Linked DNA regions of Mus musculus: regions 2, 3 and 4 are each linked to region 1. Evidence: chromatin loops called from intact Hi-C (ENCODE). Cell type or tissue: heart. All regions are shown on one strand. Region 1 holds the start of Psma1 (proteasome subunit alpha 1). Region 2 holds the start of Calca (calcitonin/calcitonin-related polypeptide, alpha). Region 3 holds the start of Pde3b (phosphodiesterase 3B, cGMP-inhibited). Region 4 overlaps Pde3b (phosphodiesterase 3B, cGMP-inhibited).

Evidence for each region. Peaks named below come from ENCODE experiments on the same cell type or tissue, not always from the same donor. Only the 100,000 strongest peaks of a DNase experiment are listed, where the experiment ranks them.
Region 2: a loop joins it to region 1, with 11 times the contacts of the local background. A loop is called at or near these places in 9 of 42 quality-filtered maps.
Region 3: a loop joins it to region 1, with 4 times the contacts of the local background. A loop is called at or near these places in 19 of 42 quality-filtered maps.
Region 4: a loop joins it to region 1, with 2.9 times the contacts of the local background. A loop is called at or near these places in 22 of 42 quality-filtered maps.

Annotation. Positions count from the first base shown.
Region 1 is chr7:114,272,773-114,280,772 of GRCm38, forward strand. It overlaps Psma1 (proteasome subunit alpha 1), which reads right to left and starts at 3,344. Exons shown (of 10, transcript NM_011965.2): 1 at 3,229-3,344; 2 at 1,644-1,688; 3 at 1,254-1,355; 4 at 1,040-1,143. The coding sequence starts at 3,231. In heart, a CTCF peak has its summit at 3,910 (motif pointing right); a DNase peak (open chromatin) is centred at 3,369; H3K4me3 peaks cover 2,418 bases; H3K27ac peaks cover 1,790 bases.
Region 2 is chr7:114,631,275-114,639,274 of GRCm38, forward strand. It overlaps Calca (calcitonin/calcitonin-related polypeptide, alpha), which reads right to left and starts at 5,083. Exons shown (of 5, transcript NM_001033954.3): 1 at 4,938-5,083; 2 at 3,853-3,947; 3 at 3,194-3,334; 4 at 1,142-1,325; 5 at 204-631. The coding sequence starts at 3,938. The coding sequence ends at 1,166. In heart, a CTCF peak has its summit at 4,444 (motif pointing left); no DNase peak of the experiment used is centred here; H3K4me3 peaks cover 1,315 bases; H3K27me3 peaks cover 3,236 bases.
Region 3 is chr7:114,411,046-114,419,045 of GRCm38, forward strand. Pde3b (phosphodiesterase 3B, cGMP-inhibited) reads left to right here and starts at 4,209. Exons shown (of 16, transcript NM_011055.2): 1 at 4,209-5,417. The coding sequence starts at 4,506. It overlaps 4933406I18Rik (RIKEN cDNA 4933406I18 gene), which reads right to left and starts at 4,116. Exons shown (of 4, transcript NR_029437.1): 1 at 3,818-4,116. In heart, no CTCF peak of the experiment used is centred here; DNase peaks (open chromatin) are centred at 4,146 and 5,156; H3K4me3 peaks cover 3,500 bases; H3K27ac peaks cover 2,312 bases.
Region 4 is chr7:114,495,089-114,503,088 of GRCm38, forward strand. Pde3b (phosphodiesterase 3B, cGMP-inhibited) reads left to right here. Exons shown (of 16, transcript NM_011055.2): 4 at 2,824-2,963. Among named protein-coding and RNA genes, the nearest start is that of Cyp2r1, 64 kb to the right of the region's middle. In heart, CTCF peaks have their summits at 1,431 (motif pointing right) and 4,422 (motif pointing right); no DNase peak of the experiment used is centred here.

The DNA of each region.
Region 1 (8,000 bases):
ACTGGCCACTTTCAGTCCTGTCCCTCTTTCTGAAAGCTGTGTTAAGTGGTTTACATGTCAGGGGACTAGCTCAGTCTCAGATACTAAGCGATGAGTGAGAAGTTAACTAGTGTGACCCCAAAGTCCTGTCACTTCACTCATGTGCTATTTCCCAACAGGAAGTACCTGCCTCCTCAGACAGCTACGGAAATGTACCTGTTGCTCTGTTTCCCACCTTGTTTTACAAATAAAATATGGTTTAAGCTCTCTGCAGACAAGATCTATAACTGCATACAATTATATGCTCCTGAACTTTATGAACACAAATGTATACTAAATATTTTTTTGTTTTTGTTTTTGTTTTTCGAGGCAGGGTTTCTCTGTGTAGCCCTGGCTGTCCTGGAATTCACTCTGTAGACCAGGCTGGCCTCAAACTCAGAAATCCACCTGCCTCTGCTTCCCAAGTGTTGGAATTAAAGGCGTGAGCCACCACTACCCGGCTTATATATACTAAATATTGACATTATGAAGAAAACTAGAATGGTTTAGGTCATCCTTCAACAGAAGAGTGCCCAGCTCTTAGGCATGAAGGGCTTGAGACAATATACATGTCAGCAAGTATCACTTTAAGGGACTTTCAAAATCATTTTAATAGCACTATAAAAATTAAGAAATAGAAATACTTAGTTTCATACTCAAACCCACTAAGGTATTTACAATAGTACAAATTTTAATATTCTGGGGACTGGAGAGATAGATAGCTTAGCTGTTCTTCCAGAGAACCCAGTTTCAATTCCAGTATCCACATAGAACCTCACAATCTTCTGTTACCCCAATACTGGGGGAATCTAATGTCTTCTTCTGGCTTCTGAGGAAACCAGGCACACTCTAGTGCACAGACATACAGACAGGCAAAACATGCACACAAATAAAATAAACAATTAAAAATTACAATATTCTGGGAGATGACTTCCTATATCTTATTTAGGTATTTCTTTTTTTAGAAAAATAGTCTATTAAGAATCAAAATGGATGTTTCATTTTTCATCATCATACATACCATAACAGTCTGGCATCAGCAGTTAGACCCGCAATTGAGATACCAATATGGTTGTCAACATGGAGAATTTTCTTCTGGTGAGCGGCAAGCTCTGACTGTGCTCTCTAAATAGACACAATATGGTATTTTAGTTCAGAGGTTCACTGTTTATCAGTGGAATCTACATTTGATAGTTCTGTTCCTGAGGAAGAAGACAGGGTTATATTTCACTCACCTTCAGTGCAACCAGCACTGCGTGCGTTTTTGATTTTAGACCAACTGTTGCTGAACCTTGCTTAACAGCTTCCATTGCATATTCAATTTGATGAATCCTGCCCTAAAGACAAACATTTTTTTTCACGTTTTAAAACCAATAAACGAATTTTAATTCTAACTTGAAGGTCACAGCCTATAATCTCACAAGCTTTGTTTCCTTTTCTTTTAAGGAGTTCTACTAAGCTGCTCAAATTGCCCACTGACTCCATGATCCTATGGCTTCAGCCAACGGCAGACCAATGAAGATTAAGATGTGTACCACCAAGCCCAGTTTACAATCTCATAGGTCCCTGAACCTACTTCAGCCATGAAAAGTCACTTCATTGATATGGCATAAAACATTTTTTACCTGAGGGCTCCAAACAGTGACATCATTGTCATACTGGTTTCGAAACTGAAAGTGGAAGAAAGATTAAATGAGAACATTACAAAGTTCAAATTTTAACATTAAGACATGTGTTTCAATTGTTACAGCCTCTCTCCTAGTGCAGCTTTCTTGAGACATTATTACAGCACTCAGTTTGCAATGCAATTCTACCTTAACAAGGTCCCTTAACCATGCTGGAGCTGTTGGGATGAATGGACTAGGTTCTCCCTAACTCTATATCCTGCCATTCTCCACAGCACTCCCCTTGGGTAGTCAAGTGCTAAAGAATGCACACACCAACTTTCCCTCCACTTTGCTCATACTGTTCTCTACACAGGGCTCTAATAATCTGGCAAAGGCCTTTTCTGTACATTGACTCAAATGTCTATCTTTGAAGGTTTCTTCTTTTCTCCGAAAATTCTCAGCACAATATTCCAACAGAGCTTGAAGGTTTCTTCTTTTCTCTGAAAATTCTCAGCACAATATTCCAGCAGAGCTTTGAGATACAGGTTTCATGAAGCCCAGTCTGGCTTTTTCCTATATACCTGGGAAAATGATCTTGAAGTCCTGTCTCAACCTACCAAGTGCTCAGATTACAGGTGTCTGCTATCATGACCAACTATACATATTTTTTTCTTCTTTTCTTCCTTCCTTTTTTTTTTTTTTTTTTTTTTTTTTGGTGTCGGTCTCTACACTATGGATGTCCTGGAACTTTGACTTAGGCTTGCCTCAAACTCACAGAATTCTGCCTCTCTGCTTCCTAAGTGCTGGGATTAAACTCGTGTACCATAACACCTTCCAACATACCTTTTTTATCTTTATAGTATGAATAAAGTTATGTTTGGTTTAACTTTGAGCTCTCTACCTGCACCCTGTCACTGGATGAATTAACATATACACAAATCCTCAGTAAAGAGGTGGGCACAAATTGCTACCGTGGCAGACCCACTACAGCCATAATGTCATTACTAAAGCAAGTGTATCGGCTCTTAGGAGAATACTCATAATGGCAAAAAAGGCAAGAGTTCGCATGGCAGACTCCACAGAAGCAGCTCAGGGCCCTGTGCTGTAAACCTGAATCCATTACTTCCCCTTTTAGAACAAAGTGACTGTATGGAGTCTTTCCCGACGGCATTCTAATGAGACAGATTAAGACAGACCCACAAGGAAGATGAATTTGGTCTAAAGACCTGACTGCAGGCTCAGGTCTGCGCAGGCGATGCCAGGTGCACCCCTCCATTCCTATAGCCTTCCTCCTATGCAGATGACAAAGGACCATAGGGCATCTTGAAATCGGCCACCTAAGTAAATTGAGAGGGGAGGGCCTCTGGCTGGGCGAGGGAGAGCGCCTGGACCCCACGTAAGGTGGAGAAGCTGAGCGAAAGGCCGCCCAGGTTACTGATCGTTTCCCGCCGGCCAGGCCGCAGATGCTGAATCACTGTAGGAGACTGTCCGTGAGGTAAGCTCCCTCTCCCACCGCCCCACGCCCCAGGGAACAGAGGCCGATCCCCGACCACGTCAGTGTACCTCAGCCCCAAACCCTTCGAGGACTCGGGGCTCAACACACCATAGCTCCGGCGCAGCGACAACCTGACCCAGCAGCGGACACAGGAACACGGCCCCAACTACGGTTCGGTGATCGTCAAAGAAGCCTGCGGAGTCTTGACGGCGGCGACGCAGGAAGTGCAATCTATCCCAGAGCCACGGATCGGCGTCTAACGCTGCCCCGCCCTCCAGCCTTAAGTGGGCGGGGCCTGCGAAAGCTGAGAACGTGGGATTGGCAGGAAGCTCCGGGGTGGGAAAGCCAATGCGCAGAGAAAGCGGGGGGCGTGGCTTCACGTCACGCCCAGAGTTTCCTTGCTTTTTTTTTTTTTAATCCCCAAGTGGATTGCAGATTCCCGCCAACTCTCGGTCCTCTCAGTTGAACGTCGCCACCTAGCTCGGGATGGTGCGGTGGTCCCTCATAGATCTGTCACAGTGCACAGAGAGGTTTGGGAAACAGCGTGTCTGAAAGAGGCTGCAGAAAAAAAAAAAAAAAAAACAAGTGTGTGTGTGTGTGTGTGTGTGTGTGTGTGTGTTCATATTCCTGGCCTGAGATGCTTGAGTACTTGGAGAGCCCATCCTTAAAGGCTCCATGGTCTCGCATGATCGTGATACTTATGATCATTAGTTGCTATTGTAGGACCTGGTTTCTGTCCTGGCACTTGATCTTCTGCTGTCCACAACCAAATACCGTATCTGGTAGATTAGGCCACTAGGGGGAAGGTGCGAGTTTTCTTACGAGTTTTAAAAGAGTATGTTTTGGTTTAATCCCCAAATGAAATCAAGACTGCTAATTCTGTTGAATAACGTGTACCCAGAGTCAGGTAAGGATCTTTAAGGATCTGAACTTTGATGGCGGAGTAACACATCATTTAAATGTCTATGTTCACAGTAATTAGTATCACATTCTAAATATTTTCATGTCTGTATATATATGTACATTTTTTGTTTTTACATTTGTTTTGTGTGTGTGTCTGTGTCCCTGCATACCCTTTTTTGGGAGTCTGAAGACAACTTGAAGTTGGTGGTTCTCTCCTTGCGCCACGTGGATTCTGGGATTGAACTCAGGTTCACAGCTTGGCAGCTAATATAGCAATCCTCTGAACCATCATGCTTTTTGCTTTTCTTTTTCTCATCTCTCTCTGGGTTTGCACCCTCCCTCCCTCGTTTATATGCTCTCAACAGTTAATTAGATTGCTTTGTTCTTTAAATTCACCAACACTGGCTCTTGTTATTTTTAAAAATTTCTGACTTTAAATTGATAGATAGTGCTGTTTTGTTTTCGCAGCACCAGCACGGTGCCTAGCACATATTAGGTACATAATTTGTATTGCTGAATGAACAATGGATTTGGAATGAATGGGAAAATTAAATGCTCATTTAAAAATGGTTGTGGAACTGCAGAGTGCTGTCTACAACCTTCTGCAACTCTAGGGAATCGGACCTCTTCCGGCTACCGTGACGCTTGTGCATACATGTTGTACTTCTTTTTTTTTTTTTAAATATTTTTTATTAGGTATTTTCCTCATTTACATTTCCAATGCTATCCCAAAAGGCCCCCATACCCTCCCCCCCCCCCCCACTCCCCTACTCACCCACTCCCACTTTTTGGCCCTGGCGTTCCCCTGTACTGGGGCATATAAAGTTTGCGTGTCCAATGGGCCTCTCTTTCCAGTGATGGCCGACTAGGCCATCTTTTGATACATGTTGTACTTCTATACAGAGAAAATACTCATAGACATAAAATAGTTTAAAGCACCCAAATTAGCCCATCTACTTTTGAGATTTCTTTTAGAAGATGTTATAAAAATCTTCACAATTCTTTTCTATAGTCATGTGCCTCACACAAATACATGTTTTAAGATAAGATTATACTAAACTGTCTCTTACTAATACACTTAAAAAGTTTTAGCCAATTTACCATGCCTGTAGGTAATGACCTATATTAATTTTAGTAGTTGCATGGAAGTCTATCATGTGGAAATATAATAATCTAGTATCGGTGAGATCTTAGCAGGTTTTTGCTGTTATTAAAGTAATATGACTATTCTAGTGTACACCTTTTGTGTGTTTGATGAATTTATAACATGTGAGGTCAAAGGGAAGATAGTTATAATTACAATAAATATATGTTAGTTATAAGATGGAATATCAACTTATATTCAGTGGTGACTGACAGGCCACTTTGTATATACTTTCAGCAGCACCATGGGTATTGTGTATTCCTTCTAACTTGTCAAACTGATGAGCAGAAAAAGAAAAAAAAATCCTCTAATTTGAGTGTGCTTTGTCTTTTCATTACTAGTAATAATATTTTTGTGTTTCTTCACTGTTCCTCCAATGATTAAGGAAGTTACTTAATGATTTGCCCTTGATTTTGCTTTTGTTGTTTTCTCATTAGCTTGTAGTTATGATAATGATGCCACTGTGGTCCTACGAAGGAAAGATCTTTCTAGAAACAAAGAAAAGAAAATCCTCATTCTGGCTCACATAAAAGCTGGTGTGTATGTCTGTGTTTATTGTAAATGTACAACAGGAAACCATATAAACAGTCAAGGATAGGAATTTTGGTTTTGTGAGTTTTTTTGGATTTTTGGTTTTATTTTTTCTCTGTGTAATCCTGTCAGTCCTGGAATTTGCTCTGTAGACCAGGCTGGCTTCAAACTTAGAGATCTACCTGCCTCTGCCTCCTGAGTGCTGGGATTAATGGTATGCACAAAGGGGTGCACTACTATGCAGGGGAAGATCGGAAGTTTTAACTTAAAATCTTCTTTTGAGACAATATCCTACTATTTAGCTTTGTCTGGTCTGGTACTTACTGCATAGATTGGGCTAGCATCCAACTTAGAAATCCAGCTGTCTCCAGAGTGCTAGGACTAAAAGTATGTACCACCACAACTGGCTCACTTTAAAATTTTTTACTGAAGCATTCATCATATCTGGCAGAAAGCTTGGGGAGCTTGGGATACCGTATGGTATTCACTAAATCTTGATTAAATTAATGAAAAGTCTAATGAAGGGCTGGAGAGATGGTTCAGCAGTTAAGAGCACTGACTGCTCTTTCAGAGGTCCCGAGTTCAATTCCCAACAACCACATGGTGGCTCACAACCATGTGTAATGGGATCTGATGCCCTTTTCTGGTGTGTCTGAAGACAGCTGCAGTGTACTCATATAAATAAAAAATAATAAATCTTTTTAAAAAAGAAAAGTCTACTAAAAATGGACCTATCATTCCTAAAAATGCCCTTTTGATTTCTATCTTCTCAGAAAATAATATGATATTCTTTCTTTATTCACAAAGCTCCACTTACAGGCCAAGAGAAGAGGCAGGCCGTTCTGGCACTCTCTTTCTGTCTCTCTCTGTCTCTGTGTTTCTCCTTAAGGTCCTAAAGCACATGTTACATTTTTAGTTCTTCTATACCTGTTTTTGAAGATTTGGCTAATGATGCTGAAAAATTGATCAACAAAGACATCTTGTGGGAATGCCAGCTCAGCAAACCATGTTAGTAAGCTAGGTCAGGATTTTTAGTTTTATTTAAATAATTTTATTTTTATTTATTTTTCATGTGTGGGTCGTTTGCATGTATGTATGCATATGTGTACCATATGCATATAGTGTTGATGAAGGCCAGAGAGGGCTTCAGCTTCCTTTCTACTGGAGTTAACAGAGGTTTATAAGCTGCCATGTGGGTGTTGGGAGTACAGCCTGAGTTCTCTGGAAGAGCAGCCAATGTTCTTAACTGCTGAGCTGTCTTTCCAGCCCAATGGCAACCATATAAGAGTAACTTCTAAATAAAAGCAAAGTTGAATTTTTTTTTTTCGTGAGGACTTGCAAATGTCTGTGGTGATCTGTATATGCTGAAGAAATGAGACAGAGCTGGTGCCACATACAAGTGAGTTTGTTCCCTCTGCATGGTGGAAACAAACCCAGTGTGGACTTCTTCCCTGCTTTCGAATGAACTATCTTAGAAATCTCATGACATTTTTGGTCTATCAAGTTAAAAAAAAAAAAAGCCAACAAATTGACTGAGGCTAACTAGTCCATTACTAATGTGAGACCAGTAATTAACACATTCATCATGGTGATAAAATATTAAAGGAGATGCTTCTTGGCTTCCCTAGCTTGAACAAATGGGTGATTATGTCCCTACCTGCGTATTCCCCTGTGCACTCTGTCCAGGCCAACTAGGCTGTCTTCAAAGGTGAAACAGGAAGGGAGACGGTTTAATGTCAGCTGCTTCAGTTCTGTGACTAAAGGTTGATTCCTGAGCTAGTGATGTTAACTTAACCCTGGTTACCGCTCGGGTTTTACAGAGACCCCCTTTGCTTCAGTGAGAACACACTGGTAACCTTGCACACATGGGTAAACGTACCTTCAGGCTATCAGCTCATCGCTAGGGACTTCAGGTCCGTGGCCATCTTCTTTGTATGGAATATTTTTGTCCTTTGATGTGGTCCTGTTTTTTTTGAAACAGGGTTTCTCTGTGTAGCCCTGGCTGTCCTGGAACTCCCTCTGTAGACCAGGCTGGCCTCGAACTCAGAAATCCGCCTGCCTCTGCCTCCCGAGTGCTGGGATTAAAGGTGTGCGCCACCACGCCTGCCTGATGTGGTCCTTTTCAATAGCACATTATGATCCAAAGAAACACTCTCAGAGGAATACTTTGCCTCAGATCTCAGTAACCATGGACTTTGACCAAACCCCAGACTCATTTTTCAGTGTATCAGCAAAATCCCCCCTAGCTCTTTGGCTCTGTGAAGGCCCAGAGTTTTGTCCATTCTGTTCACCATTTTTTGTT
Region 2 (8,000 bases), 360 kb after region 1:
TACCCTCTATGGTTGGCAACCGGGTCACTCTCTGGAAATAAATGTGCATTGTCTTCTTTGACACACACAGCATTTTAATAAATGGACGAGGTTAACCAGAGACTCAGCTTCTAAGACAGCAATGCCTTTGCTTCAGCAAAGTGCTCACAGACCCCCAAAAGCTCTCTTGTGAAACACAGTATAAGTAACAGCAAAGACTCCACTTGAGGATATTGAAAATACATTTGTTTTTAATTTTGATTACATTCACAAGTGACAATATTAAGAGTTCTTTAAGCATATGGTTCCATTGAGTCACAACATTACCATGTGTCCCCAGAAGAGCAAGAGGCAGTGTTTCATATCCCCTTGAGGTTTAGCAGAGTCATCAACATCAACAGGATGGTTTATGGGGACCATATTTGCTACCAGATAAGCCAGAACCATGCTGTCATGTTTATTGGATACAGAGTCACATACAACACGATGCACAATAGGCAACTTATTCTGCACTTAGCTTTAGCTCCTGTCAAAGGGAGAAGGGTTTTTCAATACTAAGAAGGATGCAAATATATGTGTCTTTCATCAGCCTTTCTTATACATAACTTTAATTATACATGAATAGAATTAGAGTTTATCTTTATTGTGTAACCTAGGAGAAAAAAAAAGAACAAAGTTTAGGTATTAATTGTCAAGCTCTTGACATTATTCCATTTAGTTTTCTGTTAATATTAAGAGATAGGTTCTGTTGATGTCCCTAGTTTATAAAGTGGAAAAATTGAGACTCAGTGAGAGTTAAATGACCATCCAATGGTTATATATCCAGTAGTGAACCAATTCAGTCCTTAAACTTATGGCTTCTCTTACATTGTAGTGTATACTACTAGGATAATGTCATTGGCTTTCAAACCCATATGGTAGAATGGTCACAATTAGAGTGATGAATATATGGGTTCTGTATCTCTTGGCCCTAGAGCACAGCATCACAGAAGAGAGCAGAAAGGCAGGGTAGGCAGGCAGGGAGAAGGAAAGGCTAGGGGAAGGTTTAAAAAAAAACTGTAAGATGGGATCTGATTCATAGGCCAAGTGACCTTCAGAGTATGTCTTCTATCCCTGAGATATGTGGACATTCATTTTCCTACCAGTTGTACAAGGAAGTCACCTTCATTCTGGGGCTGTTATCTGTTCAGGCCTGAAGGTCCCTGCGGCGGCGGCCGAAGGCTTCAGAGCCCACATTGGTGGGAACAAAGTTGTCCTTCACCACACCTCCTGATCTGCTCAGCAGACCTGCCAGCCGATGGGTCACACAGGTGGCAGTGTTGCAGGATCTCTTCTGAGCAGTGACACTGATATTCAGGATGGGGCAGTGGGAGGGGGATGGGGGAGAGAGAGAGAGAGAGAGAGAGAGAGAGAGAGAGAGAGAGAGAGAGAGAGAGAGAGAGAGAGAGGCTGTCATTGAGGCTGGGGAGGTGTCTGCCTCATGGGACTATGATGGGAATATTGCTGCTCTCAGAAGCACCAATTAGCTTTAAGTGTTTCTCCCAAACATGGTTATCAGAACAGACAATCACAAGGCCATTAGGGGAAATGCTGTGATCACTTTCCTTAGACATTCCCAGCGGTATTCAAAAACCCAAATGGGTTTGGGTTTACTGGCCACGGAACACAGGGCTGTAACTGCCAACCATGCCCATATAAATACAAATAAGCAAGGCTTTATAAGTCTAGAGTAAACTTTGATGCCACCTCCGAGCCCATTCACAAGGACTCTTGTCCCAGTCAGACACAAGTGGCCCTTCTTAGTAAAGTGAAAGCACCCCAGTCTTACCTGAAGGAAGACAGAGTTTGGAGCATCCAGTCCCAGCAGTGTTTACCTGTTCCTTGTCGCCGCTCTTCTTACTGCTTGAGCTGAGTCATGGCCATCGCTCACCAAACTACGACTGATTAACCTTAGGGCTAAAAACTACTTCTAACCACAGGTCCTGAACTCCATGAAGTCTGAGATGTGGGCTAGATCAATGACCACCATGGTTCAAATCTTTTTAAAAAATAGTTTTATTTCCCAAACAACCAACACTTCCAGAAGCAAGACTAGAAGCTCTACTAGGAAGCCAGATGACTGCCCTTGCTCTCTGCCATCTTCCTGAGTGTGCCCTTGCTCTCTGCCATCTTCCTGGGTGATTCTCTTTTAGCCTGTGGGACTTTCTCCTCACCCACTGGGGATTTCAGATACCATTCTTTGCCTCAGGAAAGCAACCAGTAATAGCCTGGAGAGCAACCAGAGAGGAACTACATGCATCAAGTTATAGGAAGAAAGCAAGAAGGAAACTAGAAAGGAGAGAAGGAGCTTAGTTGCCAAAATGGGATTGGTGGTTTGTCTCCAAGTCCTTGGCCACATCCCTTTTCTTGCCAGGTGCTTCAACCCCAATTGAAGTTTGGGGGAAGGTGTGAAACTTGTTGAGGTCTTGTGTGTACGTGCCCAGCATGCAGGTACTCAGATTCCCACACCGCTTAGATCTGGGGCTGTCCAAGCTGCAGGGAAAAGACATGCGAGGCAGTGCCATGCACCAGGGCTGACCCTGTGGGCAGTCTGCAGGTTAAATCAGTCACAGGATTAGAAGCTGGGACGGGGCTGGTAGGAGGTTGGTTCACACATACACTATCGGGAAGGCTTGGGGTGTGGTAGGCCAGAAGAATGTGGGGAAGGGCAGAGGAGAAGGGTGACTTTTCTGACATTCCATGTGCTCTTTAATCTTTCATGCTTGGCAGGGTGTTTCTCGGGATGGTTGTAGGGTAACACATGCTTTTCCTTGGGTAATGCAGGAGCCAGACCAGGGTTGGTCTGTTTCTAAGCTGGGGGCACACAGGCAGGCAAGGATAGGGAGGGGTGCTCTCCTTGGCCCTGTGGCCACAATGCCATCTCTGCAGACTTTAGGCTTTACCAGTCTTCGCTCATACTATTGCAGGAAGTCTCCCCAATGTTAGCAGACTGATTTCTACAGTTATTCCTAGCCTTCTCTTAAGTGCTTTCAGAAATAAATTTTTTTAAGTGTGATTTAACTACAGTCTCACCCGATGACTTCTGTCTTCTTTCAGCCTGAGAGTAGCTGAGCCTCGTGTCCTGCTAAACAGCAGCCAGGCGGACAGTGCGCTCTCTCCTACCTTCTGGATTCCGCCTTCCTGTGGATGGGCTAGGCAGGGTAAGGGGCCTTACCTAGAGCCCTCAGCCTCCTGCTCTTCCTCCTGCTCCAGCTCCCTGGCTTTCATCTGCATATAGTCCTGCACCAGTGCAGCCAGCAGGCGAACTTCTTCTTCACTGAGAGTGGCCATGCCTGGGCTGCTTTCCAAGATTGACCTGTGGAGAGGAAGCAAGTCTAGCACCGTCTCTGATTCCCTGCCTGCCGCTTACACTAGAGGCTTGAGTCAGCGTCCTCATAAGTTTAGGAATTTTGCAAGTTAAATGATAAGTGCAGGCAAATTGAATGACAAAATAATTACTGTTGAATCTGAATTGGGGGCTCATTTTAATAAATACAGTTTGTAAAGTAGATGAGAAATAGATTAACAGATTATAAATTAGAGTCAGTAATATTTATTGGCAAGTTAGCAGATTAGAGTAAAATTCATGTCTCATAAGGAATGAATTGAACAAAAAGGTTTAACTCTTGATACTAAATATGGGGGGGAAGTGGTGAAAGCATTTTGTTAGTTAAAGGGCTACTTGAAATTTAAGCTTATAGTGAACTTACATGTGTGTCTATGTACATGTATATATTTTTCCACCAGATAGTTGGGTTTTAAACATTCGGTACTCTGTGGTTAACAGGAAGTTGGCCAGTCCCAGGACACTAGGACTCCTGTCTTTACACGTACCTCAAAGGCACTGCCTGGAGGCTGCATGCCTGGTACAGGAGCAAGATGCTGACAACCAGGAAAGGGGAGAACTTCAGGAAGCCCATGATGCCTTCCTGCAAGAGAAGAATGTCTATTTATTCATTTGTTTATTTATATCAGTTCAAGGTTCTATAAGCCCATGGACCTGGCTTTCTGTGTGCTTATGCCTGTGACTCCCCGACATTTTGGCTTCATACTGATAACCACATTTCTCATCATCTTTGTTCCCTCATTGTCCAGTGTGCATGTAGCCTATACGGTTTGGAAAGAATCTTAGCCCTAAAGATGGAGGAGGGGGAGGGTGCGGGGGGTCGGGGGTGGTGGTGGTGGTGGTGGTGGTGGTGGTAAAGGAGTGGTGGTGGTGAGATCAGTCTCAAGGATTCTACGAATCCCAGGTGTCTCCTGTCTCTACATCTGTCTCCACAGGGAAGTGTAGAGTTGTCTTCTCTTTGTGAGTTTTTTTACAGACACCTAAGAATGTGAGAAAGAAAGTCTATGGAGAGGGAATCTTTCTGCCTTGAAATCTGAGAAACTGACGGCTGCACTGCTCAGCTGCTCCACCCTCTGGCAACTCAGTTGCCTACAAGAACCAATCTAAAGTTGAGGTGGAAAACACTTCTCTGTTAATCCCAGGGTCCCAAATCGGGGTTTGCAATTGCGGCAACTGACTCTTGTTCGCTACATATTGGCCCTAGGCTCGGACTCAGGACCAATTTCTCAGGAAACGAGAATACTGAAAGCACCATCTAAGAAGAGCTACGCCCGACTGCGCGCGTGAAGCCTAGGAGCTCAGCGTCCCAAGATTGGTGGATCAGGTGTACAGAGAGAGAGAAACGTGAGACTGGAGCCTGCGCTCCAGCGAAACTGAAGGAAGGCTCTGCGGACCAGTTCTGTAGGGACCTATCTGGATCGGGATCTAACACGAACCACGCTAGGACTAATGACTAACGGGGACTGGGATTGTCAGGAAAGACAAACCAAGGACTAACAGCGAGAGCGGGAGAGAAGAGGGAGAGGAAGAGAAAAGTAGAACTACACACCTGAACAGGAATTTTAGGGCTCACCTGGTGAGCGGTGCCTTGGAGCTGAGCCTGCGGGGATCCTGATGGAGCCAGGCAGTGCTTGCGAAGCGGTGACTCTTGATCCTGGCAGTGGCTCCTGTGCCTCCCAGCGCCTGCAGCTGCTCTTATTCCCGCCGTGGTGAGTCGGGAGGGGTCTCGGGGCTCCAGGCAGCCAATAGGTGGAAGGGCCCCATGCCCCAGACAGATTGCGTCACCTCTGTGCTTCCAGAACTCAGAGCATCTAGCAAGATGACACCATTTGAATTTAAATTGAGGTCATTGGTGGAAGTGGGGGAGATGATACGGATCAGTGAGAGCCACCCTTAAAATTAGCGGGAATTTGGAGGGCCTTTTGACATCAAGATAAATTTCATCTCTTCTTTCCTTCTTGACTTTGAATATTCCTGACTCCAATCTCAGAATCTTGGAGAGTAGAGTCCAGTATCTCAAGCACTCCTTGCTGCATGTCTGATTCTAATCGTACCCCCACCCCCACCTAAGTCCGTGCCTAATCTAGAATAGTTTAGTGCACCTGAGGGATGAATTCTTGATCTGCAAGGCTAGTTCTGGCAGCGTGGCACACAGGTTTAGGCAGATAGTCAGAGGTGTTGGTACTGCACACAAGGACTCAGTTAGACCCGAGGCTTGTGGCAGCTGCCTCATTTGGGGTTATGTGGCCACAGGTAAAATGAAAAATGAAAAAAAAAATCCTCAAAAATCTGACACCCCCCAAAAGACCCCCAAAGCCTGCATGAAACCTCAACATATTAAACTTTTCAGTGGGTATCATAGTCCCCCTTTGAAGGGCCTGCTTGTAGAAAGAAACCTTGGTGTTTTCTGGGCTATAAAATCTCTCTTTCTCCAGTGTGAATCATCTGTATTCAGCTTGGCATTCCTAATGCGCTGGATAACACACTCACATGTGTGAGAAGGGGTTGTATTTAGCTGGGTCCTGCTTGGGGTAGGGGGTACGAAGGGGTAGTGGGGAAAGTACAAAGAAGAACCAGATGCCTCCAAAGTCTCCATTGTAGATCTTTTTCTCCTCCTGCCTGGCTATCTATCACTTCTCATTAGGCTGCCTGCCTGCCTAAGGATTTGCACAGCTGTCCTTTTGCTTCCTGCTGCTGTTTGCCAAGATGTTCCAGTTGTATTTGATCCGGGGGTGGAGTGGGAGGCCCTCTCACCCCCACCCTTAGATCCCTGAGCTGAAGAGCTAAAGAGCAGGCAGGCTTGACAGTGCTGCGGAGATGCTGCCCATCCTAAACCTCACACTTGCTCCCAGTCACACTTCTCCTGGCACAGAGACTCTCCGCTCTTTCCAAAAAGGCATCCTCTCCAGAAAGCACAGCCACTCAGCAGTCTCTGTGGCCCACAGAAGCATCCTTAGTGGTTCTCAAATTGTCTGAAGCCTGCCTTCACGTCCCTCCTGCAGTCCATGCCACATTCCCACAGGATGTTTGCTCTTGGATCTCCATCTCACATCAGATTAGTTTGACTTGATCCCTCTCACAACCACTCCCCTGATTTGGACACTCATTTTGTCTGAGCAGTGAGCTCCAGGAACACCGACAAGGGTGGAGGTCCTAACTGGGGCATTTGCTGTCTGGGGACAAAGAAGCTTCATGTTTCTGCAGTTGGTGAGGTCTGAGTGTGCGGTGCTACATGCAGCAGCCAGTCCAGACCTAGCCAGTGTGTTGAACACATTGGAGAATCTGGGGACCATGGGGGGGGGGACACCCAAGCAAGCTTCATATTTCTCTAAACAGAGCAGAAATTAGCTTCCAAGAAGACTTGAATGGCATGAGCCATGGAACCCGAGTTGTCGGTCCTACCAACATCCCAGATGTGTCCCTCAAAGCAGAATGATGGAACACTTAACTTCTAGGATGCCATCAATGACTTTCCAGCTTAACTTCTGGGGCATCTCAGAAGTTTTAAGGTATAAAAATGTGAGGAAAGGAGTGCCAGGAATCCCTCTCCACAGGGTCTGCTCTCAGAGCAGCAACAAGACCCATCCAGGGCTGGGAGAATGGGCTTGGCCAGGCAGTGCCAGGCTGGAAACCAGAGCTGGAAGAATTTTATCGCCACTGGATTTAGGATTCCCAGGCACAGGAATCCCTGGAGGCAGACACCCAGAAGTGGCCTTCCTGGGCTTCCAGCAGTTTAGTTCTGAGACCTGGACTAAATTTTCGTGAGCAATTATGAGACAAGTTGGAGACAAGTTGGCGAGGGCTGAGATGACAGTGGTGAGCCACTGGGTCATTGCCACTTGGGACTGATGCACAAAATCTGCTTTTTGTGTGTGCTCAGGTGCCAAGTGCACCTGGGGAATTTGTTTCTTCTTTCAACTGCAAAGATGTCTAATATATGGGATCCAGAAATCATTTTTTAAACAAATGGATTCCTATAAGCATTTCCTAAGGAAAAAACTCCTGGCTTTAACCCGTGCAGTGTTGAGCACTGGTTTTCTGGCAGTGTCACTGGGTGGGTTTGAGCTCTGCTCCTAGGCTGTGGAGTGTTCCTTCAGACCTCTGAGCCAACCCTGATTCCACACCATGAAACCTGTAGCTGTAAGCCATCACATCCAGAGGGCACCTCTGTCATCTGCAGAAGTTGAATAATTGAAAGGGTTGGAAGAGTGGGTCTCTAGGAAGAGAAATGCAGGTTTTTCTTTGATTTTGTAGGAAGTGCCCAGAAGCACGGCTCAGGGGTTGGGGAGGGTGTAGTTCCTTTCTTTAACAACTACAACCTTACCCTGCACCCCAGTAGGCTATCAGCCAATGTCAAACAAATGCAAATCAACTTTCAAATTTAGTGCTCAGTGCCTCCAAATAGCTCCCAAACTGTAGGGCTCAGTTAAACCACCTCCTCCCACCCTTCCAAATTTAGGAGCAGAAAGTCTTCTGCCTCAGTTTTCCCATTTCCTTGATAATGTTTCCAGAAACAAGACAATGAAGTAAGAGTCTTCCTGGCTCGAAATTAAAAACTGTCCTGCTTCCAGCAACCTGCGTTTACAGAGAGTTGGGGTGGTTAGACCTCTGCCTGGGCAGATCTTTGGGATTTTTT
Region 3 (8,000 bases), 140 kb after region 1:
CTTTCATGAAGGTTCAGTGTCCTAGTTCCCTTCCCCCAGGCAAAACGACACGGGAGCAGGTCAGGGTTGCTCTGGGTAAAAGCCTGTGAGCCTAAGAGCTAATCCTGTACATGGCTCCTTTACCTACACACTGGGGATTTGACCTCTATCTCCACTCTCATTAATATGGGTGGCCTATTTGCTCTTATTAAAAGGAAAGGGGGAGATGTTGGGAGCCGCCCCCACATTCGCCGTTACAAGATGGCGCCGACAGCTGTGTTCTAAGTGGTAAACAAATAATCTGCGCATGTGCCAAGGGTATCTTATGACTACTTGTGCTCTGCCTTCCCCGTGACGTCAACTCGGCCGATGGGCTGCAGCCAATCAAGGAGTGACACGTCCGAGGCGAAGGAGAATTCTCCTTAAAAAGGGACGGGGTTTCGTTTTCTCCCTCTCTTGCTTCTTGCTCTCTTGCTTCTTGCTCTCTTGCTTCTTACACTCCTGCTCCTGAAGATGTAAGCAATAAAGTTTTGCCGCAGAAGATTCTGGTCTGTTGCGTCTTTCCTGGCCGGTCGTGAGAACGCGTCTAATAACAGCTGGAGCCATGGATCCTTCATATATACTCTTTGGTTGGTAGTTTAGTCCCTGGGAGCTTTTGGGGGGAGACTTTGCCAGTAAGCACTTCTTGGCATCAGCAATTGTGTCGGGTTTTTAATACTGTTCCTACTGTATGTTATCACTTTCAACTATGATTTTCAAATATTCTCTTTGCAAGGCCTCTTAAACATTTCATAATTTCTTCTCTCCTTCTCTCCTTCTCTCCTGTTTTCCCATTCCTCCCACTTTCCTCCTTCCTTTCCCTTCTTTTGGTGTTTTGCATTAGGGTCTTCCCATATAGCCTAGGTTGCCCTAGAACTCTTGCCTCAGCCTCCTGAATGCTAGGATAACTTTCATGTACCACCATGCCTGACTTCTCTTAGCTGTCAGATTCTCAGTTGTCTTCTGTTTGAGAATAAAGATGAGAGTCCCATGCCTTGCTTAGTTTTATGTCCTATTTTCTTCTACTTACAAGGTTCCATAATTGTAAGGAAGCATAGGTTCAGCAGCCAAGATTCGTTGAAAACAATGTGATTTTTGAAAGAAATTTCTGAGAATATTGCTCTAGAAATGGATTTTCTTTACTTCTGGATTTAAGAGTTAGGAAAAAAATCCTACCTCCCCCAAACAGTTGAAAATACAAGTCAAAAGGGTGGGGAATGAGTTACTAGAAGGTATGATGAGAGGGAAAATGGTTGAGACTAAGCATGAGATCTCTTTGTCTTTTGGCTTTACTAAGAACCATTTTTGATGCATCAATGACTAGCACCAGAGAGTTCAGATGCAGAAGGTATTTTAACAGTTGGATAGACCCTAGTGCTGGGATATTTTAAATGGTGCTATAAGGGAAACAATGGCTTGTAGTGAGATAACATCTGTCAATGATAAAAGTGTTCTTAGGCACTTAATTAGTTTTTAGGGTAAGTTTTAGGCCCTGAGAATGAAAAGAGCAGGACGGGTTCCTCCAGACTTAATGGAAATATTAGTGGCTTATTCGTATAGGTTCTCCCTTAAGGGATACAGAACAGAATTCTTACCCTTTGATTAAACTACAAGTGGCAACTCTGGGTATTTGGAACTTGACAAAGACCCCGTTATTAAAAAAATATAATATGGTAGGGGGATGCATTGCTTCAGAATGAGCAGTAAGCACCAGGATTCCATGCCATTGATTAAACTTAAAAGGGAAGATAGAGACAAGAATCAAGGCCAACTTGGGTAAAATAAGGCTGGGATAGAGTGCTAAGAGAAGTTAAGTGTATATATTAGGTCTCTGTCACAACATATAACAGTCATATGTTCTTGAACTTGAAGATGAGAACTAAGGAAATCTATTAGTTGTTTAAGTTTGGTAGAAGAATAATTAATTTGCCCTCTAAGAAATGCAGCCTAGTAATCTTTGACAGAGACTATAAATAGAGAAGGGAGTTATTATAAACATAGCTAGCTCATTCTTTTTGTTAAGTAAACTTCTGATTGTCTTGTCACAATCCTTACATTTTATTTCAGAATCCTCAGGCCCTGGGTTGGTGTACAGAGGGATGTGTTCTGTCTATGGGCTTTTGAGAAAGTCAGACTTTTAGACCTACAAAAATCTTGACAACAGCTAAAAGATGTTTAAAGAACTGCTAAGCAAAGCAGATTTATAAAAGTGGCTTTGAATTCTATTTTCCAGGCAATAATCCTTTGTACAGTCCTCTTCATTTATGAACAATGAAATTTTGGTTACTTTGTGGGGGTGCACAAATAATTCAAAAGTTGCTTGTATCAATTTGAAAAATGAATCCTAAAGATACCTCTATGGTTTTGGCATACAGACACTGTAGCTTTTTAAAACCACTAATAGTCTAGCCCACTAATCTTTTCATTAACATGTCTATTTTATCTCAGATGACAAGCTCAGATTTAAAAATAACAATACAATAACTTTAACTTGTTTTATAAGTTTTTATTTTAAAACAATGACCTAAAATGGTATTTTAGTAATGGTGATGCTTGTTTTGTCATGCCCTTCTATATGAACTCAAAATATGTAGGTCAAGTTTCCTATTTAGTCTTCAATTGATTCTGTGTGTGTGTTTGGGGGGTGTGTGGTCTGTGATGATTTTATGTACAGGATTTAAAAGATACTTGTTGAGTTTAGCTAAAATGAGTTTCCTCTTTTCATGTCTAGTGGAAAAAAAGATTCAGTGAATTTTTATCATTTAGGACATTTGGGTAACCATTTGAACACTCCATTAAATATTTTTTCTTTATCTAACACATAAAAAAGCCAAGGAAATTCTGGTCTTTTCCCACATTTGTCAAATTCTTGTGTTAATTCTTCAGTGATTTCTATTATGTGTGTGAATTATGACTATATATGAAAATGGTCTGCTTTAGGTCATGGCTATGGGCTTAGATTAATTGGTGAAAAATAGGTCTGTTTGTGGGATTTACCACACAGTAAGGTTTCTCATCTCCCTGGAAAAATGTGGAATTAGCTTTTTAAGAAAAGCAGGCCTGTCATGAGGTTGAAGGGAGTTTCAGTGGAGGGAAACAGTTTACACTTTCTAAGGCAGTTATGACTGGTTGGATTCCAGGGCAATCCCTTTCATTCAGCAAAGTTCTTTTCTCCAACCTTTACGTCTGTCTTTGCTAATATCACTTCTACTTTTGTCTTTCCTAGTGTACCAGTTTCACAGGTCTTTCACAGAAAACATAATTGGCTTCTTTCAAGGCCAACCCCATTCAAGTTGATAGTGGTATTAGGACTGTGGGACTCCCTTCCCTCCTTTCCCCAAAGAACACACCCCACAAAACACACCGTTGCACAGAACAAGTCTCTCACTTGGAAAGAACCTTTGGGACAGCAGGTCTATGTGAAACAGTGCATGTCTGGCAAGGATGCTAATCACAGGACTGGATATTAGTTCTTAGCCTCACTGAAAAGGGTTCTTCAGCAAGACGTGCTCGCTATCAGAGTGCACTCTCCAGGGGTCCTCCTCCCTTGAGCCCCTGAAGGGATTCAAGGCCTGCTGCTGGGCCCCAAATCTCCCTTGCCCTGGAAGCCAGATGTGACTGACAGTGTTGAGTTTCTTCATTCTGGTCTGGCCTCAGTGTTGGCTGAGCCTCCAGCTTCATGTCTCCATTCACAGTCTGAGGGCACACCATGAGCTCTCACCTCACTAGGCACTGCCCTTGGGGTCCATGTCTCCCCAAGACCTCGCAGTGACCTGAGTGGGTCTTGTATGTGACTTACCTCAAAGGGGACTGTGCTTCGGGGCGTCTCAGGACTGTGATCAGTCCCTCCCATCTGCCAAAGAGCTCGCCGCTCTGTGGCAGTCCGGGGGGTAGGGGTTCCGACTTCAGCAGTGGAGCTCTCGGTGGCCCGCGCGCGCTCCCCGAGGGGTCCAAGTCTGGCAGCCTGACGCGACGGCTGTCTCACTGGAGCGACCAGCCGGGCCGTGGGCGCGCGCTCCCCCGCGGGGTCCCGGATGCGCATCCTGACGCGGGCCGCGGCCGCCCCAGTGGCGACCGGCCGAGCTACGGGAGCGCGCGGGGCCGCCGGCGGGGCGCGCGCCCGGCAGGGGCAGCCGCGGGGGAGGAGCGCCCGATCGCGCGCCCAACGGACCAGGCTGCGGCCGTGAGGTAACTGTTGCAGCGCGCGGGAGCTGGGAGGCGACGCCGCCGTCTCCCGTCCCGAGCCGCGCTTGAGGGAAAAGGGAAGAGGCGTCCGCGGCGGTCCCGGGACACCAAGAAGCCCTTCTCGCCGCTCTCAGTGGCCGGCATGAGGCGGACGCCGCCGCCCCTCAGCCCGCGCGCCGGGGATCCCGGCCGGTGGCGGCGGCGGGCGCAGCCGTGACCGCTCTGCGAAGCTCGGGGCGCCCAGAACGCGGAGGGCGGCGCGGGGTCGGCAAGCGCCAGCGGCCCCCCGGCGGCCCGGGGCCATGAGGAAAGACGAGCGCGAGCGGGACGCGCCAGCCATGAGGTCCCCGCCGCCGCCGCCAGCCTCGGCCGCCTCGCCCCCCGAGAGCCTGCGCAACGGCTACGTGAAGAGCTGCGTGAGCCCGCTGCGGCAGGACCCTCCGCGCAGCTTCTTCTTCCACCTCTGCCGCTTCTGCAACGTGGAGCCGCCGGCGGCCTCGCTCCGCGCCGGGGCACGCCTCTCGCTCGGCGTCCTGGCCGCCTTTGTCCTGGCCGCGCTGCTGGGCGCGAGGCCCGAGCGCTGGGCGGCCGCGGCAGCCGGGCTCCGGACGCTGCTGAGCGCCTGCTCGCTCAGCCTCAGCCCGCTCTTCAGCATCGCCTGTGCCTTCTTCTTCCTCACCTGTTTCCTGACGCGCGCGCAGCGCGGCCCGGGCCGCGGCGCCGGCTCCTGGTGGCTGCTGGCGCTGCCCGCCTGCTGCTACCTGGGCGACTTCGCGGCGTGGCAGTGGTGGTCGTGGCTGCGTGGGGAGCCGGCGGCGGCGGGCCGGCTCTGCCTGGTGCTGAGCTGCGTGGGGCTGCTGACGCTCGCGCCCCGCGTGAGGCTGCGGCACGGCGTCCTGGTGCTGCTCTTCGCCGGCCTGGTGTGGTGGGTGTCCTTCTCCGGCCTCGGGGCTCTGCCGCCCGCGCTCAGGCCTCTGCTGTCGTGCCTGGTCGGGGGCGCGGGATGCCTGCTAGCCCTGGGCTTGGACCACTTCTTTCACGTCCGGGGAGCCTCCCCTCCGCCGCGCTCGGCGAGTACCGCGGAGGAAAAAGTGCCTGTGATCAGACCCCGGAGGAGGTCCAGCTGCGTGTCGCTGGGAGAAAGCGCAGCCGGTTACTATGGCAGTGGCAAGATGTTCAGGAGACCGTCGTTGCCTTGTATTTCCCGAGAACAGGTAGGGTTCTTGGGCGGGCATGGTCTGGGAAGAGGAGCGCGGGGTGGAGGAGAAAGCGGAGCGCGGGTGGACCGCTTGCGTGTCCCCGGCGCAGGAGCGCAGCTGCGAAAGCGCGTGGGCTCGCTCAGAGGAAAGCAAGGGGCAGCAACCTGTGGTCTGCGCTGGAAAGGCTGCCCCAGTATGAGGGGCTCGTCAAAAAACGCAGAAGCCAGTGAGTGGCTTTTTCCCAGTGAGTGAGAATGAAATCATTCACTCTCTGACTTAGCTTCTACATAGGAGGAGAGTTTTCAAGAATGAGGTGACCGACTTGAGGTTTAGTAGATTTCACTGCTTCCACTTTGGACACACTAAGCTCCTACATATAGCATTTGGGTACAGTTTATCCGTTTGCTATTAACATGAGGATGCTTGCCCGGAGTTGACAAGCTGCCTTTAGAATAAAAGTGTGTATGCAGATTTTTTTTTGACAGTTCGGGCTCATTGCAAGTGGTGATGTGGGAGGACAAATGAGTGTTTTCATAGTTCAAAGAACAGAAATGAGCCTTGGAATTTAGACTTGGTTTAGATTAATAGACAGCAGTCTATACTAATACAATTAAAACTGTTTTTTACAGACTACAGACTAACTCATGGGCTTTGTTATTTGGGCTTTGTATTTCTTGCATAATTAGGAGAAAGTTTTAGCAATTTAACCTTTAAACTTAGTAATGTGTGGAAAGATGGCCAAAACATTTCCTCCCCCAACCCCCATAGGCTTTCATATTTTGTTTTTAAAGGCATTTGAAATCATCACGAGGGGATGAACTTGTATTTGTATTGCGTTGGGAGATCCACCTGGTCTATACTACCAAGAGATCCTTTAAGTATAGCTGCTCTATTGAGCATTTACCGAGGGCAAACCCTTTACATTTATTGTGTCAGATCTTTCCAAGAACTGTGTTTGGTTGGGTAACATTAACATTGGATTAGACAGACATGTGTTCAGGCAGACAGAAGAACTAGGGCTAAAAAAGTGTTAGTGTTAGGGTCTGATTAGATTTGTCAGTTCTCAGAGGTGTGTTCTCTGCAACTTAGAGGGTAACTGTAGGAACTTTATGGAGGACTGTATATCCTTAGGAGTAAGATTTTGCTGATTAGAGATATTTTTTCATACTGTGACCCAGAAGACAGGAAACAAAAGTTTCTTGTCCTTAACACTTTTGAGGCACTGGTCTCTCATCTCTTGTGTTCCCTTCAAAATAATCTGTGAGTCGCTACATTGATTTTTATGGCCTACTAAACACGGATCTGTATATAGCACAAGCAACATTTTCCTGCTGTTTCCTTTTCTGTTTTGAGACAGTGTCTTGCTGTATATTCTTGTCTGACTATCTTGGGTGGGTCTTGACCTGAGGGGTCTTCCCCTGAGGGGTCTTCCTGTCTCCTAGTCCTGAATGTACCACTTTGCTTTGCTTTATAGGCCACTCTTAGGCTCTGTTATTTTTTGGCTAGATGCTAGGAAAAATAAACAAACCAGTTATACCTTTTGTTTTCTCAGTTTACTACAAGCAATAAGGGGTAATATTTAGAAAATGTTTATCAAGTAAAAACTTGTTGATAGAAAATTGGCTATCAGCTGGTATCAGCTATTTTCATAGATTGGAATAAATTTGACTTTTATGTGACTAGATTGCACTTTTAACATTGGAAGAGTCCTTTAGCATAATTTTGCTATTTTGTTGAGGGCTTTCAGGGAAATAGTATAGTTTAAAATATTTTGGTTGCAGTCTATTGGTTAGTTATGAACAGTTAGGTCTGTTCTATTGTAAATTGAAAAATTGTAGTCTTCTTTTCCTAGTGTGGTTTTCTTGCTGTTGAAGCAGTTTTTGCCTAGCCTTCAGGGCAGTATTATTTCCAGGTAATGTCAGTTATTATTTGTATTGGAAGAAAATACAATTTATGTTTGTAAAGACAGCATATTTTCTTAGAGTAGAAGACCCTTACTCAGATTCTACTCTTCAGTTAGAAACATTTGAGCATCTTAAAGAATGTGCTAATAGTTCAGAGGTGTGCACATGGTTGTTTATACTGGTCAGTGCTCTGAAATGATACCATTTGGGCATTTCTAGATAAAGATATTTTTAACCCAGCAAAGATTATAGTACAAGAATTTTTTGTTTATGCATAAACATAACATAGAGGATTTGTATTATGTTAGAAAGGATATGTATTATGTTAGAAAGTTAAGAAATCAGTACTTTTATGGAAATAGAAGATTAAATGGCTTTCTAATTGTTGAAGTGTTGTATATGATAATTGTAAAAACATTTTTCTTGTTTCAGAAAGTGACAAGACTTTAGGTGAAACTTGACATAAGAGAAAATGGTCTGGGTTCAGAGGCAGAGCGGTTAAAGGATCAGCTCTTGGCCTACCTGTTTAACTTTGGACATATCAGTGACCTCTGTGTCTGTGTACCTGTAGTTGAATTCTATAATACCTACTGATTCTAAATTAATTTCATTCAGCAATTTTATGCTTCCCATAGTATAGAAATAAAGGTATATGGATTCACAAATGAATAATTTTAAAAAGTTTTATTTTAAT
Region 4 (8,000 bases), 220 kb after region 1:
ATCATTAATCTCTTTTCATTTATAGAGTCCTGTAATTACATTGGTTGAACCAAGAGCAAATGGCCATTATAATAATATTACTTAATGATTTGTATTACTATTACTTAATGATTTTTACAGATTCAAAACCCTGATTGTCTTTACTTCCTGGCATTTTTATAGCTCAGGGAACATAGGTTTTTCCATAATTAGATATGGAATTAATTTTGTCTTGGTACTTAAAAATAAGATTTACTTTAGAAATTAATACATATAGAATATATTAACTTGGTACACATTATGCTTGTTTATTGTGCTGTTATCTATTGTTGAATTGTGACACCTCGCCAATATCTAAAATTATACAGCTTTAAAGCTAAAAATATTTTAAGGATTACTGTAGTTCAGTTGTTTAGAACTAACCAAGGAAATATAAAATTCAAATAACTTATTTTTTAAAATTGTGCTAGTTTATACAGAACCTAGAAAAGGAAAATATGGAATTTTTGAGTTAATTTGATTTTGTCAGGTCTCAATATTTGGGTTTATAAATGTTGAAAAATAAAGCAAGGACAGTTACAGACTTTAAAACTATTGATCATCTGGGTCATAGATAGTTAATCGATGCTTCTACTTTCATAAAATCTAGCAAGTAGTGCCCATATTCACTAGAGTTCATTTCACACTGGTATTGATTTATGTGACTTTTTAGTACACCACATAATTACAAGCACCAATTCTCAAGCTAGTCATGAGTTTTCTTTTTCCTTTTCCTTTCCCACTGACATTTATTAGTCTAAGGTAGTGATTTTTGAAGAGAGTAATTCTTGAAAATTGTGATCATTAGCGGGTGTAGCGGCGTCCTCCTGTAACTGCAGCACTGGGGAGGTGGGGACTGAGCACTGGGTTACATGCTAAGACTTTGCCCCAAAACTTTAAACAAGAAAACAATAATATTCTAGTCAGAAAAGACCCATTGAGAGCTTTACCTTAGTGTGTAGAAAAGTTTTCTTGTATATTTAAAAAAACATTTTAAACGCAATATTAATTAAGCAGAATGTCTAAATAACTCATTTCCTAGGCTTTGTAGATAATTACATTATTTAGAGTGCTGGAATCTGCTGATGTAATTCATTTAAAAACAAGGAAGTAACAATTTTGCCTTTTCTTTGTGTTCTTTAAACTGCTTATTAGAATTTCATATCTAATTTGTCTCTGATTTTGGAAAAGCTTATAAACAAAGATTTATCAGAAAAAAGTCTCAGAATTTGTGAAAAAAAATAGTAAAAGAAAAGGGGATAGAGACAAATGATTCTCTTTTTATTAATTTATTTATTCACTTTATATCCTGATCGAAGCCCTCCTCCTCCCAGTCCCACTCCCCCTAGTCCATCTCTCCAGTACTCCTCTGCTTCTCAGAGAAGGGGAAGTCTCCTAGGGGTACCAGTATGCCCAGCAGGGGGATCCAAAGGCAGGCAACAGGGGACAGATAATTCAGTAGAAACATTCTTTTGTTTTGTTTTGTTTTGTTTTGTTTTTAAACATATGTTACAAACTAAGAAAGCCTATTTAAACCTAAGTCAAAGTAAGCAAAGGTTTGTACATCTATCTTACTGCGAACTTCTACAAAATCAGTGTTCTTGTGAAAACATAAATACAGTATTTACCTTTCTGATATTGCTGTAGTATCTTTTGTGGGGGAAATGTATAAAGCAGACATTATATTAGATGTATGTCATGGGCACATTTATTTATAATAGCTTAAGAAAAGTATTCCCTTTAACTGAATGTTTAGGTCAATTGAGAATTTACTCAAAAAGTTATAGTAAAATAACGTTTAAGATGTTCTGCACTTAATTTGATAATTAATTTTAAAGGTAACTGAGAACCTGGAGCTTTTCCACATTACTGATCACTTATTTACCTTTTGCTAAACACATAAAAAGTGGCAACTACCCTGGACCCTACCTTGCTCTCTGAAGTGAATTTTTAGTGTCAGTCTTCCAGGACCATTTTTGGTTTGGTTTGGTTTTTTGTTTTTTGTTTTTTGGTTTTTTTTTTTGTTTGTTTTAGTTTAAATCGTTTTTTCCTTTTTTATTAGATATTTTCTTTATTTACATTTCAAATGTTATTCCCTTTCCTAGTTTCCCCTCCAAAAATCCCCTATCCTCTCCCCTTCCCCCTGCTCCCCAACCCACCCACTCCCATTCCTGGTCCTGGCATTCCCCTATGGCATAGGGCATGGAGCCTTCACAGGACCAAGGGCCTCTCTTCCCATTGATGACCCACTAGGTCATCCTCTGCTACAAATATAGCTAGAGCCACAAGTTCCACCATGTATTTTCTTTGATTGGTGGTTTAGTTGCAAGGAGCTCTGAAGGTACTAGTTAGTTCATATTGATGTTCCTTCTATGGGGCTTCAGACCCCTTCAGCTTCCTGGGTACTTTCTCTGGCTCCTTCATTGGGGACCCTGTGTTCCATCCTATAGATGACTGTGAGCATCCACGTCTGTATTTGCCAGGCACTGGCAGAGCCTCATAGGAGACAGCTTTATCAGGCTCCTGTCCACGACCATTTTTTAAGCTCTGATTTTTTTCACTCTTGAAACTATGAATAAAATGTAAAAATGAAAAAAGTGTAGTTTGTCATAAGAGTTCAGGAGCTTTTGATTAAGAATAAATAGTTAACAATGTCAAATGTGGAAATTGGAAGTGGAAGTAGAAAGTTGGAAGATTTTCAAAGTGAAGTTTGTTTTACCTGTACATATTATATTATTTGTGATGTGCCACTATATGCAACATATTAAAGGATGATAATTTAGCTGTTTTAAAATTATTTGACAGGGATTGAGTGGCAGAACCAGTTTCCCAACTCCACAGCTGAGGAGGAGCTCTGGAGCCTCATCGTTGCTGACTAATGAGCACTGTTCAAGGTGGGATCGCAGCAGTGGTAAGAGGTCTTACCAAGAACTCAGTGTTTCAAGGTAAAACTCTGAGAACCTTTTCAGTGTAAAGCATCCCCTCTTTTTGGACAAGGTTTGAAGTAGTTTTAAAATCAAGAAAGAACTGTTGCAGTATGTTTAGGACAGTGTAGGCAGTAATTCTTAAAGGTGGTAAAGTCTGAGAAGGCCCCAAATATAAAGACTATATTCAGACTCTAGCTAGTGTTTTAGTTCTCGTGTCAGTCAGTGAAAACAATGGAATGAGATAAAGTGTTGGAAGTTAACTATAAGGCTAGAGAAATACAACTCTAGGGGTGATGCAGGCTTCTAAAGAGAGAGTGGCACTATAGATAACTTGAAGGGCAAGTTTTAACGTGAGAGAAGTATTGCTCAAAGTATTATTCCATAGAAAAGAAACATCAGGGAATCCCAGAAATGGTTGGAGTTTTCTTTGGAATGGGGTTTCTACCTTTTCTGTTTTTATGTGGGTTTTCAGATGCATGGTAGAGACAGACAGTTTTGGGTTACATCTTGTTTTTGTTGAACCTGTGTAGCCTACTTTATCAATAATAGTTATAATCAAGAAACTATTAAAAAGAAGGTAACAAGTTATCAAAGCTTAGGTCAGCTGGGTAGAGAGGATGTTGGAGCCTTTAAAAACCATATCCATGAGTTGGCTTCAGTTCTCAATAGTTCTCAGCTTTCCTAATACAGTGACCCTTTAATGCAGTTCCTCATGTTGTGACCCCCCAATCATAACATTATTTTTGTTGTTACTTTATAACTATAATTTTGCTACTGTTATGAATAATAGTGTTAAAATCTGTTTTCTGATGGTCTTAGGTGACCTCTGTGAAATGGTCATTTGACTCCTAGAGGGTCGTGATCCGCAGGTTGAGAACCACTGGCCTAGGGCAACTAAAATCAATTTAGCATCCTGGACCCTTCTGATCTCTACTGCAGAGGATCCAACCTAGAGCACTGCCACATGCTAGGCACACTTTCTACTGTCAATGGTGGCGCATCTTTCAAATTTATGGAAGCAGTCACTAATCGATTGTGTAGTATGCCAGTTACTGACTTGGAAAGGACAAATTATGTTCTTCAGACTTATCATCATAGTTGCTAGTTTAAGGTGGCAAAAATGTTCCAAATCCTGTTTCCACATACATATTATATAATCCCTTGAGAACTGGCTTGAAACGAAAACTGCTAAATCAGAAATCACAATTAATTTAACTGTGAGGCTGGGAAAATACAGGAACTAAAAATTTATGAATATTAATAAGTAACATTTCCCCAATAACAGAGGACTCAGTTCTTATTCTGAAAGCCATGAATGACGGATAGAACCTTCTTTTCAGTCATTTATCTGGGTTAGTAGAATTGTAATGAATGGAAATTCCATGTTAGGCCACACTATCTTACAACTGAGCAGGAGTCAAGCTAAACTTTATTTAGTTTGAACTGTGTAAAATTACACATTTGAGACAGTAGATGGCAGGATTGATACATAGCTGTTCATATGTTAAACTGTTAAGATTTATATGTGAAATATTCTCAGATAATTATATTTTCCACATTCTTTTATGGTTTGTTAACTTGAATTTTGTTGTGTTTGATCAAAATAATTCCTTTCTCATAAAACTTTTAATGTATAGAACAGTAGAATCAAGTATGAATAATTTATAGTACAGAAGAATGAGAAGCTGCAAAAATTTTGCCTTGAATGTAAACATGATAGCTTTTTCTCTAATTTATTTAAAAGTATTTTATAGCTTTATATCATCAAGAATAATTAATTTTTATTCATTTTAATTGAATTTCCTATACCACTAACTACATTAAATTCACTTTTTTTTTTTTTTTTTTCTGAGACAGGGTTTCTCTGTATAGCCCTGGCTGTCCTGGAACTCACTTTGTAGACCAGGCTGGCCTCAAACTCAGAAATCTGCCTGCCTCTGCCTCCCAAGTGCTGGGATTAAAGGCGTGTGCCACCACCGCCCGGCTTAAATTCACATTTATTTGTATAAAACATATTGCAAGATTGACAACAAAACAAAACAAAACCACCTTCCTTGTTGCCTAGTGTGAGCCTTTGACAACTTTGAAGACTATATGTTGAAATTCAGTGTTCTAAGTCTCTAAAAATAGGACAAATCTTGCTGGAGGGTTTTCAGGGTTATTTCTCCCTGAAAAAAATTATATTGTGGAGAACTTACTGTGAAACTCCTCAATACTCGACACGTTGGCAGTTTTTGCTTTTGATGAGAACACAGGAACATAATTTAATTGAAATATAAAGTACACTCTACTTTTTTGTTTGTTGGTTTGTTTTGTTTTATTTTATTTTTAGTAGAGCTTTAAAATCTTGGCTCTTACTGTGGTACAAACTCAAAGTAAGAATAATTTTTAGACATTGGAATTCATTGTAGTAAGGCTGTACTTCAGTGTCCCTCACATCACCAAAGGATTTTACCTCCATAGTAGCTAAGCTAAGAGTTGACAGTTCTGCTGCGCCAAGGGATGAATTGTAGACATGATTATTTGGATACAGATTTCCTGCAATGGTCAAAGCTACTTGACTTGAGTGATTGTATCATTCTCAGCCCACTGGGAACAGGTTACATTCATTTAAGAAATGGTGTGTGTATTAAGATGGTCTATCCATAAAGTCATTCATCAACTGTTTCAATGAACAGTGTTTCTGCTTAGAGGGTGGCACAGACATTAGGTGAGGGTAAGATTCTGGTTCGTTAGCTGTGAATGATTTTGAAAAGTATTCATCTCAGAAAAAGAGTAACTTATAAGGTCCTTTTCTTCAAAATTGGTACAGTAATTATAAGCAAAACATTCAGTTTCACTCTTTATTGTTCTCTTACAAGCCACCTCCCAAATTAATTGTCTATATTTCTTTGGCTGTATAAATAACTTTGAAATATGTTAGCTGTTCTGAAAACCACAGTATAGGGTAAAAACATCAAAGAAACAATCCTACTAATAAAGAGGCTGAGATAGGAGAAGCATGCTTTCAAGACCATTATATGGCACACAGCAAGACCCTGACATGTACAAACAAGCAGAAAGTGTATATGGATTGTACAATATTGGATCTGTTTCTCCAATTAACAAATTAGAGAGGCTGGATGATAGCCAACAAATTTCTAATTCCTCATATTTTTGAATTTCAATTGATTAGGATATGTTGGTAATATTAATTTTCATATTAAGAGACATTAAGGAAAAGTGATTGTTACTGTTATTTTTGTTGTTAGAGGTGGAATTATGTTTGTGTGGGTTTGTTGAAAGATTACTTTCTTGCTTTTTCTAGGGTGCAGTTTCACCCCTTGTGTCTGTGTTTTCCATCTATTTTCCTTTGTAGGGCTGGATTTGTGGAAAGATATTGTGTAAATTTGGTTTTGTCATGGGATATCTTGTTTTCTTCATCTATGGTTATTGAGAGTTTTTTGGGTATAGTAGCCTGGACTGGCATTTGTGTTCTCTTAGGTCTATATGACATCTGCCCAGGATCTTCTAGCTTTCATACTCTCTGTGAGAAGTCTGGTGTAATTCTGATAGTTCTGCCTTTATATGTTATTTGACTTTTTTCCCTTACTGCTTTTAATATTCTTTCTTTGTTTAGTGCATTTGTTTTGATTATTATGTGACAGGAGGAATTTCTTTTCTGGTCCAGTCTATTTGGAGTTCTGTAGGCTTCTTGTATGTTCATAGGTATCTCTTTTTTTAGGTTAGGGAAGTTTTCTTCTATAATTTTGTTGAAGATATTTACTCGCTCTTTAAGTTGGGAATCTTCATTCTCTTCTATACCTATTATCCTTAGGTTTGGTCTTCTCATTGTGTCATGGATTTCATGGATGTTTTGGGTTAGGAGCTTTTTACTATTTGCATTTTTTGACTGTTGTGTCAATGTTTTCTATGGTATCTTCTGCACCCGAGATTCTCTCTTCTATCTCTTGTATTGTTGGTGATGTTTGCATCTATAACTCCTGATCACTTTCCTAGGTTTTCTAACTCCAGGGTTGTCTCCCTTTGTGATTTCTTTATTGTTTCTAGTTCCAGTTTTAGATCCTGGATGGTTTTGTTCGTTTCTTTTGCCTGTTTGGTTGTGTTTTCCTGTAATTCTTTAAGGAATTTTTTTTTTTTTTTTTTTTTTTTTTTTTTTTTTTTTTTTTTGGTTTTCGAGACAGGGTTTCTCTGTGTAGTCCTGGCTGTCCTGGAACTCACTTTGTAGACCATGCTGGCCTTGAACTCAGAAATCCACCTGCCTCTGTTCCCTAAGTGCTGGGATTAAAGGCGTGCACCACCAGCCCAGCTCTATTTATGTCCTTCTTAAAGGTCTCTCCCCTCCCCTCCCCTCCCCTCCCCTCCCCTCCTCCTTTTTTTTTTTTTTTTTTTAAGGAAAGTATGATACAGGCCAGTGTGAAATAAGAAAGGGGAAATGAGCTAAGACAGGTTTCCTTGCCATAGGAAGGAATTATTGTCTTGGAAATACCTAGTTGGGTTTAAGTTTTTGTTTTTACTGTTCACATTTGCAGTATGGCAATATATTTTCAGTTAAAAATGTTTGACATCGGCTGGCAAGATGGGTCAGTGGGTAGGAGCACTGACTGCTCTTCTGAAGGTCCTGAGTTCAAATCCCAGCAACCACATGGTGGTTCACAACCACTGGTAATGAGATCTGATGCCCTCTTCTGGCAGCGTCTGAAGACAGCTACAGTGTACTTATGTATAATAATAAATAAATCTTTAAAAAAATGTTTGACATATTAAATTCAACTCATTTTTATCTTAAGTGCTGCCTCAGAAATTAAAATACGATCTAGATAAAATTTCATCTTCACTTGAGAAGTGTTTTTGATGTGCACAGATTCTCTGGATTCAGGTAACATATTGAAACAGACTCATATTTTTTAGATTTAGAAACTTAGCCAAAAATTTAATTGTTTTTATGATATGTGTCTCCTTTAAATAGACATATACCTAAAATGCCAAATATAATTTTTCTAGTATATAGAAGCTGGAGTTTCTCCATAATATATTTCCATGTGTTCTTTATAC